Regions from separate parts of the Homo sapiens genome. Here regions 2, 3, 4 and 5 are each linked to region 1. The links are chromatin contacts, found by Hi-C or POLR2A ChIA-PET in ENCODE. All regions are on one chromosome and are shown on one strand. The core of a region is the stretch at or near the end of the contact, and the rest is flanking DNA. Distances in the headings are between cores, read along the strand shown. Region 1 holds the start of NARS1 (asparaginyl-tRNA synthetase 1). Region 2 holds the start of PHLPP1 (PH domain and leucine rich repeat protein phosphatase 1). Region 3 holds the start of SERPINB8 (serpin family B member 8). Region 4 holds the start of SMAD4 (SMAD family member 4). Region 5 holds the start of MBD1 (methyl-CpG binding domain protein 1).

Evidence for each region. Hi-C counts contacts between places; a loop is a spot of excess contacts on that map. ChIA-PET counts read pairs that join two places held with the same protein, here RNA polymerase II (POLR2A). Pooled maps may share reads with other maps.
Region 2: a loop to region 1 is called in a map of CD8-positive, alpha-beta T cell, with 11 times the contacts of the local background. The contact joins the promoter of PHLPP1 here to the promoter of NARS1 in region 1. A Hi-C loop is called at or near these places in 2 of 168 maps with a recorded cell type or tissue (CD8-positive, alpha-beta T cell and naive thymus-derived CD4-positive, alpha-beta T cell) and 9 of 50 pooled maps.
Region 3: a map of gastrocnemius medialis shows a loop between it and region 1 (11-fold over the local background). The contact joins the promoter of SERPINB8 here to the promoter of NARS1 in region 1. A Hi-C loop is called at or near these places in 2 of 168 maps with a recorded cell type or tissue (gastrocnemius medialis and naive thymus-derived CD4-positive, alpha-beta T cell) and 8 of 50 pooled maps.
Region 4: a map of naive thymus-derived CD4-positive, alpha-beta T cell shows a loop between it and region 1 (12-fold over the local background). The contact joins the promoter of SMAD4 here to the promoter of NARS1 in region 1. A Hi-C loop is called at or near these places in 1 of 168 maps with a recorded cell type or tissue (naive thymus-derived CD4-positive, alpha-beta T cell) and 7 of 50 pooled maps. POLR2A ChIA-PET finds 5 or more read pairs at or near these places in 1 of 52 experiments (CD4-positive, alpha-beta T cell).
Region 5: a map of CD8-positive, alpha-beta T cell shows a loop between it and region 1 (21-fold over the local background). The contact joins the promoter of MBD1 here to the promoter of NARS1 in region 1. A Hi-C loop is called at or near these places in 5 of 168 maps with a recorded cell type or tissue (CD4-positive, alpha-beta memory T cell, CD8-positive, alpha-beta T cell and naive thymus-derived CD4-positive, alpha-beta T cell) and 11 of 50 pooled maps. POLR2A ChIA-PET finds 5 or more read pairs at or near these places in 1 of 52 experiments (activated CD8-positive, alpha-beta memory T cell).

The regions. Positions count from the first base shown.
Region 1 is chr18:57,620,476-57,623,256 of GRCh38, forward strand. It overlaps NARS1 (asparaginyl-tRNA synthetase 1), which reads right to left and starts at 1,361. Exons shown (of 14, transcript NM_004539.4): 1 at 1,233-1,361; 2 at 94-176. The coding sequence starts at 1,242. RefSeq lists enhancers at 1,210-1,914, 1,295-1,634.
Region 2 is chr18:62,713,973-62,716,900 of GRCh38, forward strand. It overlaps PHLPP1 (PH domain and leucine rich repeat protein phosphatase 1), which reads left to right and starts at 1,569. Exons shown (of 17, transcript NM_194449.4): 1 at 1,569-2,928. The coding sequence starts at 1,712. RefSeq lists enhancers at 773-832, 923-1,032, 1,990-2,928 and silencers at 1,303-1,592, 1,943-2,172, 2,383-2,522, 2,833-2,928.
Region 3 is chr18:63,968,742-63,971,599 of GRCh38, forward strand. SERPINB8 (serpin family B member 8) reads left to right here and starts at 1,340. Exons shown (of 7, transcript NM_002640.4): 1 at 1,340-1,429. LOC105372165 (a long non-coding RNA gene) reads right to left here and starts at 1,763. Exons shown (of 3, transcript XR_935576.3): 1 at 582-1,763. It also overlaps a transcript of HMSD not described here. RefSeq lists enhancers at 1,172-1,221, 1,252-1,421, 1,714-2,008 and silencers at 1,482-1,681, 1,692-1,751, 1,822-2,041.
Region 4 is chr18:51,028,768-51,031,531 of GRCh38, forward strand. SMAD4 (SMAD family member 4) reads left to right here and starts at 1,446. Exons shown (of 12, transcript NM_005359.6): 1 at 1,446-1,856. It overlaps LOC107985152 (a long non-coding RNA gene), which reads right to left and starts at 1,327. Exons shown (of 4, transcript XR_007066370.1): 1 at 1,151-1,327. RefSeq lists enhancers at 1,031-1,200, 1,057-1,675 and a silencer at 1,481-2,060.
Region 5 is chr18:50,280,230-50,282,952 of GRCh38, forward strand. MBD1 (methyl-CpG binding domain protein 1) reads right to left here and starts at 1,294. Exons shown (of 17, transcript NM_015846.4): 1 at 1,134-1,294. CXXC1 (CXXC finger protein 1) reads right to left here. Exons shown (of 15, transcript NM_014593.4): 14 at 2,625-2,723; 15 at 2,118-2,510. The coding sequence ends at 2,364. RefSeq lists silencers at 1,027-1,106, 1,117-1,226 and enhancers at 1,372-1,952, 1,953-2,533.

The sequences.
Region 1 (2,781 bases), core at 111-2,610:
GTGTTTGAAATTAAGTTCTTGGCAAGTCACAAGAAAATTGACATAACTCATTAATAAATGCAGTCTCATTTTCCTAATGAGAAGAGACTCTACCTTTAGACCTGTTTTAAATGGTTTCTCCTTGGTTCCATCTCCCGTGGCATCGCTTCCCTCTCGGTCAGAGACGTACAGCTCTGCTGTTTGACAAAATGAGGGTAAGTTATGGTCTGGCCATTAACTATTAGTCACCTTACTACTTTATTCATTCCTTATCTTTGTAAACAGAACAAGCATCGATTAATAAAAATTGAGGTCCATAAGTAATTAATATCCTAGTTATTTCCCCACTCCATTTCAATAACATCCATCTCATAAAAACATTAGTTAATAATCCAGGTTTTCAAAATGAACTCTGATCATTTTAATTTGTGATATTTATTCTATCTAATTGGGCACCCAAAAATAAAATATGGGCTTTGAAGTTGATCAGACATACGCTGGAATGTTGGATTTTGTACCTTAAAAGGCAGGGTGACTCTGGAGAATTTACTTAACCTTTCTGAGCTTATTTCTTTACCTATAAAATAGGAAAAACAATCCCCATCTTGAAAGGCTGTGCTGAGGATGAAATAAAATAACACATACAAATCAGATATCCCAGTGCCAGTTTTTGTAGAGATGGCAAATAAACACCAGCTCCCTCTGGACTTTAAAGGAAACAGAAGCTCTGAGGTTAGAAAATTTCAGAAGGCCTCACAACTAGTAGGTCTGAACAGTTAACATCCATCCAGGTCTCTCTCTTTTTTTTTTTTTTTTTCCTACTGCACAGTATGGTCTCCCCGGAAACCTCAATAAAAAAATGAGGGTGGGAGAAAAACAACTAGAATCCTAAAGCCCCTTCCTGACGATCACTTTGAAGAACTGCAGGAGTAGGGGCTACCCTGTGTCTGAACCCGTCCCAGCGCCTGAGTCTCAGCGCAATCGGGAGGTTTCGCAGCGGGGCAGGGGAAGGGCCCGGAGCCACCGCCATCGCAGCCCGGGGGAACGACGGACTCGGGGAAGCCCGGCCTGGCCCTTCAAGTCCCGGGCCCAGCAAAGGCCAGCACCCTCCCTCCCTCCCTCCCTGCAATCGGTCCCCAAACATTCGCGGGGCGCCCACTCTGGTAGGCACTAAGGAAAGCGCCGAAACCCGACTGGAGCAGAGTTCCTGCCCCAGGCAGGGAACACCGCGCCATACACTGAGTCTCACCCACCTAGCACCATGCCTGCAGTGGCCCTGGTCACCTCCAAGGACACAGACTGCAACACCGACGCCGTCTTATGACTCCAACGTGCACCGGCGGTTTCCGCGATTCCGGCGTTGCATCAGAGAGCGTAGATCTGAGGGCGCCTGCGAGAATCGGCCGAGCGCCGCGGTTCCATTGGTTACGAGAGGTGGGCGAGCGGCGCCGGGGCCGCCATCTTTGGTGAGGGCAGAGGCAACTTCCGGATCCAGAGACGCCCCGCCCCACGCGTTTGTGCAGCTCGGAAGGCGCTGCCTGTCCCGGAGCTCCGCGGCCCTGGAGACCCTGGCACAGTGTCACTTTTGCACCCTTCCTTCCCCGCCTCCCCAACTTTCCTTTCTGAATCTTCCAATTCCGCCCCAGCTGGAGGCGTGCGGGTCCTCTTGCAAACCAGACCAAGGATGTCGCCCCGATCCCCAGATGGTGGAGGCTGGTTGAGTTCATGTCACCAGCAAACACCGCGCCAGCTGCGAGACGGGGTGCGCGGCGGTGGAGGGGACGCAGCGGGTTGCGTAAACTTCCTTTTTTTTTTTTTTTTTTTTGAGACGGAGTCTCGCTCTGTCACCCAGGCTGGAGTGCAGTGGCGCGATCTCGGCTCACCGCACCCTCCACCTCCCGGGTTCAAGCGATTCTTCTGCCTCAGCCTCCCGAGTAGCTGGGATTACAGGCCTGTGCCACCATGCCCAGCTAATTTTTGTATTTTTAGTAAAGACGGGGTTTCACCATCTTAGTCAAGCTGGTCTCGAACTCCTGACCTTGTGATCCGCCCACCTCGGCCTCCCAAAGTGCTGGGATTACAGGCGTGAGCCATCGCGCCCGGCCAGATGCGTTAACTTTCTAAACTCCGTGAGCCAGCGTCCCTCGGTGTTCAGGAGAGGAGCTATGGTATATGTTCATTTAAAATTGTAAGGATTACCGTTAGGAAGGCCATAATAATGTGGTGGAAAGAACGAGGGCTTCGGAATACAAACCTGGGTTCTGCCTTTTACTAACCGTGTGTCTTCAGATAAATTACCTAAACTGAATGAGCTTCATTCAGCGAGTTGGGACCGATTGCAGGGAGGGAGGGAGGGTCCTGGCCCTTGCTGGGCCCGGGACTTGAAGGGCCAGGCCGGGCTTCCCCGAGTCCGTTGTTCCCCGGGCTGCGATGGCGGTGGCTCCGGCCCCTGCCCCTGCCCCGCTGCGAAACATCCCGATTGCGCCGAGAGTCAGGCGCTGAGAGGGGTTTATCTGTGTCTTCAGATAAATTACCTAATCTGAATGAGCTTCAGTTTTTCTATTTGTGAAAGATGATATAAATTCACTGCCCGGGCATGTAAGAGGTGCTAATAAAGGGTCTGTCATCATTTTCAACTTTTTTTTACTTTTTTGGTGGGCTTTTTTTTTTTTTGGAGACTGGGTCTTCTCTGTTGCTCAGGCTGGAGTGCAGTGGTGCTATCATAGCTCACGGCAGCCTCGAACTCCTGGGCTCAAGTGAGCCTCCCACTTAAGCCTCCCAAGTAGCTGGGACTATAGGTGC
Region 2 (2,928 bases), core at 319-2,818, 5.1 Mb after region 1:
CTGAGGCGGGCAGATCGCTTGAGACCTGCCGGGGCAGCATGAAGGGACTTCCCACCCCCACTAAAACAATACAAAAAATGAGCCGGGCTTGGTGGCAAGCCCTGTAGTCCCAGCTACTCGGAGGATGAGGTGGGAAAATCACCTGGGCCCGAGAGGCGGAGGTTGCAGTGAGCCCAGATCGCGCTACCGCACTCCAGCCTGGACGACAGACCCACTCTGTGGCCAAAAAAAAAAAAAAAAAAAAGAAAAAAAGAAAAAAGAAAGAAAAAAAGAAAAGAAAAATCCCGAATTACAAAGCAATTGGGGGAATGGTAATTCAATTAAAAAGGTGTACAACATTCTTTTAAATAGTAAACTGCCCAATGATTACAACATTGATTCAACTGACGAAAAATACAACTTTTCAGACCACGACTAAACATTGTGGCAGTAGAAACTATTTTTTTTTTCCCTGAATGATGAAAGAAAAAAACCAGAGAAGACGTTAAGACAGAACACGTGGAAAAAGCCCATCTCATACTCCATTCTAATGTTTCTTCTACTTACCAGTGCTTTCTGTGTCATTAAACTACTTCAGACTTCAAGAGCAATGGGAAACAATGAAACCTCAGTCCTTTGCTATTTTCCTTTTCAGGTACAGGAGAGGGAGAGGACAGACTTAGGGTTGTGCCTTCGAACAAGCACATTCAACGACAGCCTCAGTTAGAATTCCCAGACGCTGCCTGTCTTCCTGGGTCTTGAAAAAGTGGGGAAAAAGTGAGGTTGGCCCACTCAGACTGCCAGTGATGCTGTGGTGTGACGGGTGTGTATCTCTATCTCATACAATGGGCGCAGGTGAGGACCAGGACCTGCGACCTTCGTACGTTTACAGTCCCTGAAAGCCCTCACCTTTAATTAGTAGGGAAAATAAAAGTCATCTGGCAAGCTGGAGTGCGGGTAAAATACAAGTTAATGAACATGAGCATTCGTGTTCATTAAGAACTCTGGCACAGAGTTCAACGGCAGAGGGCACAATACTCACTGGCCACGGCCAGCTGCTGGCGGCCAGGAGAAGCAGAACCAAAGGACCGCTGGGACTTGTAGTCCACCATGTTTCCCTCGGGATTGCCGATCCCCTTACGAGAACCACAACTCCCAAGGTTTACCGCGCGCGTCGGTCTTCACTGCCCTCTCCGAGGCCGGCTCAGGAACCTCCCGGGAAACTGCCCCCCACCCCGCCCTCGTACGCACGCGTCACGTTTGTTTACCCTGAAGCTCCGCCTCCGGCCATCCCCTGGCTCTCCCCACTCCTCCCTGGAATGCCGTCATGCCGGCGATGAATATTTATGAGGCACACGCGGCCCTCCCGCCCTGCCAGCCTCCCGCCTTCCCGCTCCCGGCGCATGATTAATATTCAATGAGCCCAGATCCGCGGCTGGTTCGCCGGGTTGAGGCGGGGGTAGCGGGCGGGGCCGGCGCTGGGGAGCCCGCGACCCGGGCGGGGAGGGCGTGTGTCGGGGGGGCGGTGGCGGCGAGGCGGGCGCGCGGGATGGAACACTGAGACACCGACGGAATGCTCCGAATCGCCACATAATCCCCTGGAACGGCCGCGCACAACGCCATTGGCTTCTCCCTTCTCCGCGCGCCGCCGCCGTCTCCCACCTCCGCCTCATCGCCTCCCTCTCCGCCCGCTGCCTCCGGAGCTGGGGGGGAAACGCGAAGCCCCACTGCAATGGAGCCCGCCGCCGCGGCCACGGTACAGCGACTCCCCGAGCTCGGCAGGGAGGACCGAGCTTCGGCTCCGGCGGCCGCCGCTGCGGCAGCAGCAGCAGCAGCGGCGGCCGCGGCGGCTCTGGCGGCGGCGGCCGGGGGCGGCCGGAGTCCGGAGCCCGCGCTGACCCCGGCGGCCCCGAGCGGCGGGAACGGCAGCGGCAGCGGGGCGCGGGAAGAGGCCCCAGGCGAGGCGCCGCCGGGGCCGCTGCCGGGCAGAGCGGGGGGTGCCGGGCGCAGGAGGCGGCGCGGGGCGCCCCAGCCCATTGCCGGCGGGGCTGCCCCCGTACCCGGGGCCGGCGGCGGCGCCAACTCCCTCCTGCTGAGGAGAGGGCGGCTGAAGAGGAATCTGTCCGCGGCCGCCGCGGCCGCCTCCTCGTCGTCGTCGTCCTCGGCCGCTGCTGCCTCGCACTCCCCCGGCGCTGCCGGCCTCCCCGCCTCCTGCTCGGCCTCGGCGTCGCTGTGCACCCGGAGCCTGGACAGGAAGACGCTGCTTCTGAAGCACCGGCAGACGCTGCAGCTGCAGCCGTCGGACCGGGACTGGGTGAGGCACCAGCTCCAGCGCGGCTGCGTGCACGTCTTCGACCGCCACATGGCCTCGACCTACCTGCGCCCGGTGCTCTGCACACTGGACACCACGGCCGGCGAGGTGGCCGCCCGCCTGCTGCAGCTGGGCCACAAAGGCGGCGGCGTGGTGAAGGTGCTGGGCCAGGGGCCCGGAGCCGCCGCCGCCCGGGAGCCCGCTGAACCGCCCCCCGAGGCCGGCCCCCGGCTGGCGCCCCCGGAGCCGCGGGACTCGGAGGTACCGCCCGCGAGGAGCGCGCCGGGTGCCTTCGGGGGGCCTCCGCGCGCGCCCCCCGCCGACCTACCCCTGCCCGTCGGCGGCCCGGGCGGGTGGTCGCGCCGCGCCAGCCCAGCGCCCTCGGACTCCAGCCCCGGCGAGCCGTTCGTTGGGGGCCCTGTCTCTTCGCCCCGCGCCCCACGGCCTGTGGTCTCCGACACCGAGAGCTTCAGTCTGAGTCCCAGCGCCGAGAGCGTGTCTGACCGGTTGGACCCCTACAGCAGCGGCGGCGGCTCCTCGTCGTCGTCGGAAGAGCTCGAGGCCGACGCAGCCTCGGCCCCGACGGGGGTCCCGGGCCAGCCCCGCCGTCCCGGCCACCCCGCGCAGCCCCTCCCGCT
Region 3 (2,858 bases), core at 90-2,589, 6.3 Mb after region 1:
TGCACAATGGGGAAGTGACCTTGGCATTTTCAACTGGCAGAGCCGGTAAGTTTGGGCACAGTTCAAATGTGAGTCTGTAGCCACTAGAGAGAGGGGTTTCAAAGTCATGGAGAAAAGATGGGGGTGAATCCTGCACCAAGACTTATTGAGGAGAGTTCTTGGGAACAGTTACTTTTAGGATTCCACAGGGAAATCACTGAGCGAGTTTTACAAAATACTGCTGCTGGGTTCCCTCCTCCAAGAGATCTTTACTTAATTGGTTTGGGGTGCAGAGTGGGAATGTGCATCTTTAAAAGCAGAATTCCCAAACTGGAGAGCTCTGTGAGAGCTTCCTGCAGGAGACATTATTTGAACTGAATTTTGAAAGACAAGCTTGCATGCCAGGAACCCCATGTATATGAACAGAGGATATGAAGGAATGTAAATAATTTGCTATGGCTCTAAAGAAAAGAAGGGAGAAATCAAGACGTGAAGAGGCTTACACTCCTTGCTCAATAGTTTCTAATTTATCTTTTTGGATAAGAGGATGTTATAAAGGATTTTAAACTGAGGTATAAAATAATTAGAATTGGAATGTTTACCTGAACTTCAGAGTAGGCAATAGGTTGGCATGGATCAGAACTGTAGGTAGGAAAATTAATTGTTTAGGAGAGACATGAGACATGATAGAGGTGACAGAGTATGGACAGGAGGAACACAAAAGTGATAGAAGTAACAGGACTGTTGATCATTTAGTTAAAAGAACTGCGGAGGGACACACCCAGGTTTCTGAGAGATGTCCAGTAGTACACAGGTAACATCTACGGCTCGAGACAGGTTAGAGATTTTGAAGAAATAAGTTAAAAGTTGAAACATGAACCTATGGATATAGTGGAGGTCATACAAGAAGATCATATTATAATGAAAAGAAGAGGGCTTAGAATGGTAGGAAAGGAATCAGGATACCAAGCAAAGGAGTCAGGAAAGAAGGGAAGGGTGCTCTGGAAATCCTGGGAAGGTCAAAGAAGAAAGGGCTAAATGTCGCCAACAAACAAAATGAAATAAGACCTGGGATGTATTTTTTGGCCAAGGCAATTAGAAAATGATTAGTATCCTTATCAGGAGCAATTTCAGAGAATGTTTGGGTGGACGTCTAACTACAGTGGAGTCAAACGTGAATCAACGGTGAAAAAAGGACAATAGCCAATGTGTACACTTTTTATAAAAACCACCCTCCAAGGACCAGGCACTGGCCCTCTCTCCGGTGCCCACAGACATCCACACAGGCCCAAAGAATCAGGGATTGCACAAGCCAGAGCAATCGAACGGTTCTGAGTCATCTGCCGGAAGCCTTGCCCTCAATCAAGGCGGACGTGAAGCATCTACAAAGGAGGAATAGTCAAAGCAGCAGCGGCGGCGGCGGCGGCGGCAGCAGCAGCAGCAGCAGGAGGTGGGGGCCTCTGCCAGGTACCGGGCGGGGCAGGCACGGAGGTGCCCAGGTTCCCGCGGAGGCCACCTCTTCCCTGGAGTGCGTGAGAGAGGGGAAGGGAGGAAGGCCAGAGCAGGAATCAGAGCGAGGCAAAGGCGGGCAGGAACTAGGAGAATGACGGCGGGAGGCGGCCGGGAAAGAGAGTCGCGGGGCTGTGGGGGTCGCCCTGGCACCAGCCGGGGTCCCAAGCCCCACCGCGAGACCCGGCGAAGGCCGAGGGCCGGGTCCCGAGAACAGGTGCGCCCAGACCCGCCCTGAATAGGAAGCTGCCCCTGGAGAGGGAGCGTCTGTTTCTAGGCTTGCGATTTGCTGCGCTGTGATTTGCTGCCGGATGGGAGCGGGGGGTGACGCGAGCAGTGAGTTTGGAAGCGCCGGAAGCTTGGGCGGGAGCCCCGGGAGGGCGAGTGGGAGGAGCCGCCGCTGCGGAGGAGGCTCCGGGAGTGCGGGTGGCGGGGCCTGGAATTTCCGTGGCGCCTGGGGCAGATCGGGGAGGCGCCGAGTCCCTGCTCCCCTGGCGCCCAAGCTTGCCCCTGTGCTTACAGCCTATTGGTTGCACCTTCTCCTTCCCTTCCTGTCCCCCCCCTCCGTTCTTTCCACCCCTGCCTTCATCTTTCTGTATCTTTCATATTCTCTTCTTCATTGTCTGCTTCCTCTCAAATGGGATGGGGTTGGGGGTGCTTCTTCACCTACGCCCCTCTCTGTTGCAGCCACCGGCGTTACTTTAACCAATTCCTCACTTTCCAGACACTCTCAGTCCTCTGGCTGCTGCTTCACTCCTGAGACCTCTCCATTCCAAAGGGCCTCACCCAGGGCTGCTCTCCGGGCCCCTCCCGCTTCCCTGCCTCGGGCTCTGCGTAGACCGCGCCCTCTTCCCTGGGTCCACTCGCAGGGGCAGACTCGTCTCCCCAGTTCTCCCAGCACACCCTGATGGCTGGGTCTCAGTCTCCGTTTCGCGCGCGCGCTCTCCCCTCGCCCTCCTCTGTCTCTTCCTTTTACTACCTCCAGATATTGGAAATTCCACAGAAATAGGTGGATTTCTTCCCTTGTGCCTCCACTAGATGTTCTGTGTAGTTTCATCCATTCTCATGGAACCTCTCGGAATCGGGATGCTGATGGCTCCAGGTCTCTGGCTCTAGACAGTCTACTCATCCCCGTCCCTAACTGTTTACAAACATCCTTGGCTGTCTTTGTTACAGGTTCACCTGGTATGGTGTGTTCCACGCATCTCAAATGGAACAAGTCATATTCCCCATTCCAGCCTGACTCCTCATTTAAAATTCCAGTGGTTCACGACCCACCCTGAGTATGAATTTATAACAGCTAGGCGCCTCGGGACTGGGCCCTCCTGTGCTCTGTCCCTATGTGAGCAGTCACTGCCTGGCAATTCCAG
Region 4 (2,764 bases), core at 196-2,695, 6.6 Mb before region 1:
TAACAATGTCTCAATTTCTTAAAAACTTCTTCTGAGGTATATTACCTAAGATTCACATATTGATCTGTTACCAAATCATGTTTTGTAATCTATCAGCTGACAGATCTTCCTTCAGTTTTGTTGACAGAAAAGATTTGAAAACTATCTGACTTGAAAAATAATTTAATATCCATTCACTAAGGTCATTTACTTTCTCAGCATAGATACCGATTTTTGAATTGTCCCTTTTGGATTGCTGGGGAGGTTCTGCATTGATCCCATGCACCTTAGTAGTGGGTGAGAATTTTGACTTTCTTCTGTAAGGTGGGAGGACAGTTTTGAAAGGGGATGCTGTGTCCTCAGCTCCTTTCTCAAGCTGGGCAAGTTTAGAAAATAGAATATATAGCAATGGAAGATGTGGAAATGAATTCCCTTAAAACTGGTCTCCATAAACCCCAGGGGTAAGAGAACACCAGTTTGGAGCTTTAGGGGCTTTCTGGTCAAAGAGGGAATGGCCCAGGCGGTGATGTGGAGGATAGAATGAAGCACTGAGTATGAGTGGCGAAGGCGTACGGTGGGTGTAGAGATTTTCTGGGCGACGTGACCTAAGAAATGACTTTAGAACTGGCTAATCATTGGTTTTGGAGGGACTAAAAGTAGTTCCTGGTTGGTGAAAATAAATCATTAATGCGTTTTAAATGAAAAAGAAATGCATGCGTCTTGTAAAAAATGTGAAATAAAAGAGGCATAAAGTCAAAAGCAGAGCCTATGCCTTCCCCCACCAAACAAACAGGTAACCTAGTTAACAGGTGTGTCGTAGGATTCGAAGTTCGCCTCCAGCTCCGAGAGTGCGCCTACATCTCTTCCAACAAAATCCACTCACACTTGCAACGCCTGGCAAGGCTCTTCAATATGTGATTCCTTGACTGTCCTGTGCGTCTCTCGAGTGTAAACACCTCTGGGGCTCGTGATTCGGGGCTGCCAGAAAGAGAAGGAAGGTGCCGCCAGCGTCTGTTTCTTCCCGAAGTGAACTCCTACAACCTAGCCACCTTCTCCCCAGAGCTGTCGACTGGCTGTTGAAGGCCAATTTTTGTGCCTACGCAGGTCCTCAACACAGAACAAAACAAAAAAACAACAAAGGCCGGGCTAATAGCTATTTATAAACACTTACTGGACGCCCACTCTACGCCGAGCTCTCCCGCGCTCCTTGGATACTTTTTTGCAACGAGATGCCAATTTCCCCGGCGACCACTCCCTCAAACAGGCCTTCGCCTCCGCCCGCGCTGAGGCCCAGGCCCAGGTCCAGATTCAGAGCCGCCCGCCGGCTGGCGCTGCCCTGTAGGCGCCTGCGCAGAGCGACCCTCCCCGTCACTCGGAGCGGGAGGCGGGGGCAGCCGGGAGAAAGGAAAGCTGCGGGGGAAAAGGGCCAAACCCTGAAATTACCCGGATGTGGTCCCCGCGCGCGCATGCTCAGTGGCTTCTCGACAAGTTGGCAGCAACAACACGGCCCTGGTCGTCGTCGCCGCTGCGGTAACGGAGCGGTTTGGGTGGCGGAGCCTGCGTTCGCGCCTTCCCGCTCTCCTCGGGAGGCCCTTCCTGCTCTCCCCTAGGCTCCGCGGCCGCCCAGGGGGTGGGAGCGGGTGAGGGGAGCCAGGCGCCCAGCGAGAGAGGCCCCCCGCCGCAGGGCGGCCCGGGAGCTCGAGGCGGTCCGGCCCGCGCGGGCAGCGGCGCGGCGCTGAGGAGGGGCGGCCTGGCCGGGACGCCTCGGGGCGGGGGCCGAGGAGCTCTCCGGGCCGCCGGGGAAAGCTACGGGCCCGGTGCGTCCGCGGACCAGCAGCGCGGGAGAGCGGACTCCCCTCGCCACCGCCCGAGCCCAGGTAACCGCGCCATGTCCCCTCCCCTTCCCCCGGCCGGGCCCGCGCACCCCGCCTGTGGCTTCCCCGCCCCGGGGCGGGCTCCCGACGACGGCGGCGGCGGCGGCGGCGGCTGGGAGCGCGCGGAATCCTCTGGGAGGGCGACCGCGGCGGCCTGACGAGCCGGGCCGGGCGGGCCGGCTGAATGCCGGGCGGCGGTGCCTCGCGTCCCTCGGGCCCCCAGCTCCGCTTGCAGCTCGTGGGAGAATCAAGTTAAACTCGGACGGGACTCCTGCCGCGGCCGCCGCTCCTCTTTGTTGTTCTCAGTAGTTTCACGGTCGCCCCGGCTGAGCGCGTTGGGTCGGCTGGAATGTGTTGCCTTAGGGTCTAAGTGAAAGTTGTAAATTGTTTGTCTAAATTTATTTTCTCCAGCCAATTTCTGTTTTGTCTTTGTCCCCTACTTTCTCTTCCTAGTCTTGTCATGCCAGTTTACGCTTCTGGCTTTGATATGTTTACTTTTTGAGTACTGAGAGTGACAGCGGTATGCAGGACACATTCTTAGCACCTAACTGAACCCCTCCTTGCCCCCAATAAAACATGCTTCCTAATAAAAGACACAGCTGATCTTACTGTTAGCACTGCATGTACTGACAGTGAAATTGGTGTAGGGTGGAGGGCGGTGGCTCCATCACTTGTCCCAAACTGCTGTTAGGATTTCTCAAACTAGATTTTCAAAGACACAAGTGTGTTTAGTTAACCTGAAAGGTTTATTTGCTGGTGCAGAGGCTTTAAAAAGCCCTGTTGAAGATTGATAGCTGTTTCCCTTCAAAAACCTAAGTACGTTTGTTTTTATTTAAAAAAACACATTTATTTCCCAATTAGTTTCTTAATGCATTTAGTTTTTGCACCGTAGTTTAAGGTGGAATTGCCAG
Region 5 (2,723 bases), core at 44-2,543, 7.3 Mb before region 1:
AGGATCCCTGTTTCTTATTCTCAGTGTCCTAATCCCCTACTCCTCTCTATCCTCAGACTGACAACCCATCATTTCTCCTCACTGCCAATCCAGAAACTTTTCATCCTTCCCCCTCATTCCTCCCTGTCACTGACCTAAGGGCCTCTATCCCTCTATTTTATCACCCCAAGACCCCCATAGTCCCCATCCTCAGCCCCAAAGGGCCCCATTTCTCTTGCCCTCACTACTTGACTTCAGTAGTCTCTCATTCCCCCCTTCCTTGACCCAGGAGTTCCTAATTTCCCTCCTTCAGTGTTTTAACCACTCCATTCCTTCTCTGCCTGATGTCCTCTTATCCTGCTACCTCAGTGTTACAACCTCGACTTCCTCTGCGAGACACAACTGCTCCAACCCATAGCCTGAACAGCCCCTCATCTTTTCCATTCCTCACACTGGAAGCCTCCCATGCCTCCCCTTCCTCAGCCCAAGACCTCCCCCCTTATTTTTCTTCTCCTTCAATGTTCTCACCCACAATTTCTCCCTAGTCTGAGCTCCCAAACCTTCCTCTACAGCCAAAAAGTTCCCCACTTCTCCTCCTTACTGTTCTCATCCTCCATTCCTCCCTTATCATCCAGAGAGACCCTAATTTCTCCCCTCAGCATTCCGAACCCTCCTCCATTCTCTCTGTTCTTGTCCCGGGATCATGCCATCCCTAACTGTCACCATTCTGATCCCCTACTGCTCCTCGTCCTCTATATGGGGCCTCCTATTCCTCCCTTTCAGCATTCCAAAGCCTCTATTTCTCCTGTCATCAGCCTGAGGGCCCCTCATTTCTCCCTCTCAGAGTTCTGAACCCCCATTTCTCTCTCAACTTCAGATGCCCCGATGTCTCCCTTTAGCGTTCTGATCTCCACCATTCCTCTCCGTCCTCGTCCCAGGATCCCGACACTCCTACCTGTCAGAGTTCAGAGCTGCATTCCTTCCCGTCCTCAGCCTAAATCCCCCCATTTCTCCTCGTCAGTATTCCGACGCCGCCATTCCTCCCCCTTATCGGCCTGAGGGCCCTTCATTCCTCCCCGTCAGCGTTCTGAGCCACAATTCCTTCCCATCCTCCGCCTGAGCGCTCTCCACGTCCAGCCCCAAGGCTGTCTCACCAGTTTGGCACCAGGCCGGTATCTTCCGCCACTCTAGGCCCGTGGACCCATGGCGAGGGTCCCTCCTGCACCTCCCGCCTCGCCCTCCTCCCCTTCCTCCTCCTCCGCGGCCGCCTCCTCTGAAGCGGTAGCTGTCGCCTCCGCGGCTGTTCGTTGCTCCCGGAACCGGAAGTCCGCTGCCTGCCTCTCGGGCTCCGCCTCTGGCTAAGCACCTGCGCACTATTGCCTCGATGTCGCGTGCCCTTAATAGGGAGGCTCCCGCGCCTACGGGCCGGCGCTCCGCAGCGGTGCGCGCGCCCCCCTGCCGAGAGCCAGTTGCATCTGCGTGCTGACGTTCAACGACAGCTAACCCCTTCGAGGGACTGGCAGTTGCGGCTCTCCTCGCTGCCCATCTAGCTGGCGCATGCGCTTTCCAGCCTCAACCTGAAGGGAAGCGGTCGGGGAGGGCTTGCGCCTGCGCCCTCCCTTCCCTCCCGCGGTCTCCACAGCCGATACCGAACGCGGCAAGGAAGCTGCTTCGCGCCTGCGCACTCCCTGGCCCTGCCGGCGCTCTCCTCTCCCACCTCTCGCTGGGGTCTATCCTGTGTTCGTGGGTCCCTCCGAACATCAACCCCAGGGGGGGTCGTGTCCCGCTCCCTCCTCCCCGCCGAACAGCTGTGGGAGCGCGCGGGGCGGGGAAAGGGGCGGTGCCACACCGCAGGTAAACTGAGGCACGCGGGAGGGCGCGCCCCTGCAGGAGGCGGATCCCCAACGTGGGGCTTGTGGGGAAAAGGCGGGGCCTGGCGTCCACAGCGGACGACAGCTCTGGGTGGGAGACAGGAGCATGCATGGGCGGTGTCACCACACTGAAGGCGCGCTGCGTAGACCCTCTGCCCGTGGGAGGCTGGGAATGTGGGTCCCTGGGCTCTCGCGGGGTGCAGGCGCCCCCCATCTTATCCAGAAGTCTGGAACAGTTGCAACCGCAGCAATGTGGAGACAGCTTCCTTGGTTTCTTCAAAATTTTATTAACAAAACCCAGGGAGAGGAGGCAAGGATGAGTGGACTCCGCAGCCCCACCAGGCACTGAACATGTCGACGGGGACAGTCCCTCTGATAAAGGCAGATGGGCGGTCAACCGGTGGATGGGCACAGGGAGAACCGGAGAAACAGATGAGTGGAGGAACGGACACACGGGCACCGGGCGGCTCCCCCATCTGGAATGCAGGGTGTAAGGGGTCCGGGCCAGGAGGCTCAGCGGTCGGCACTGGAGCGCAGGTCGGTAGTGAGGGGATCGTGCTGGATCGTCTGGTGCAGCATCAGGGCCAGCAATCCCGCGCGGTTTGTCATGGCTGTGCGCACATTGCGCTCCTGCTCAAACAGCTCGTCCAGCTTGTACCACTGCCAAGGGAGCGGCAGGAGTCCTAAGCAGGAACACCTGCAGCCCCGCCTGCCCCGGCCACGTCCGACATGGAAACCTACCACATGCAGCACCAAAACCGCACAGAAACCTACCACACGCACGCGCTCCAAGTCCACTTCCGCACGCCGCAGCTTCTCCCAGCAGTAATGGCGATTGCACTGGCGCTTGGGCAGGCGGCAGAAGTCACCCGT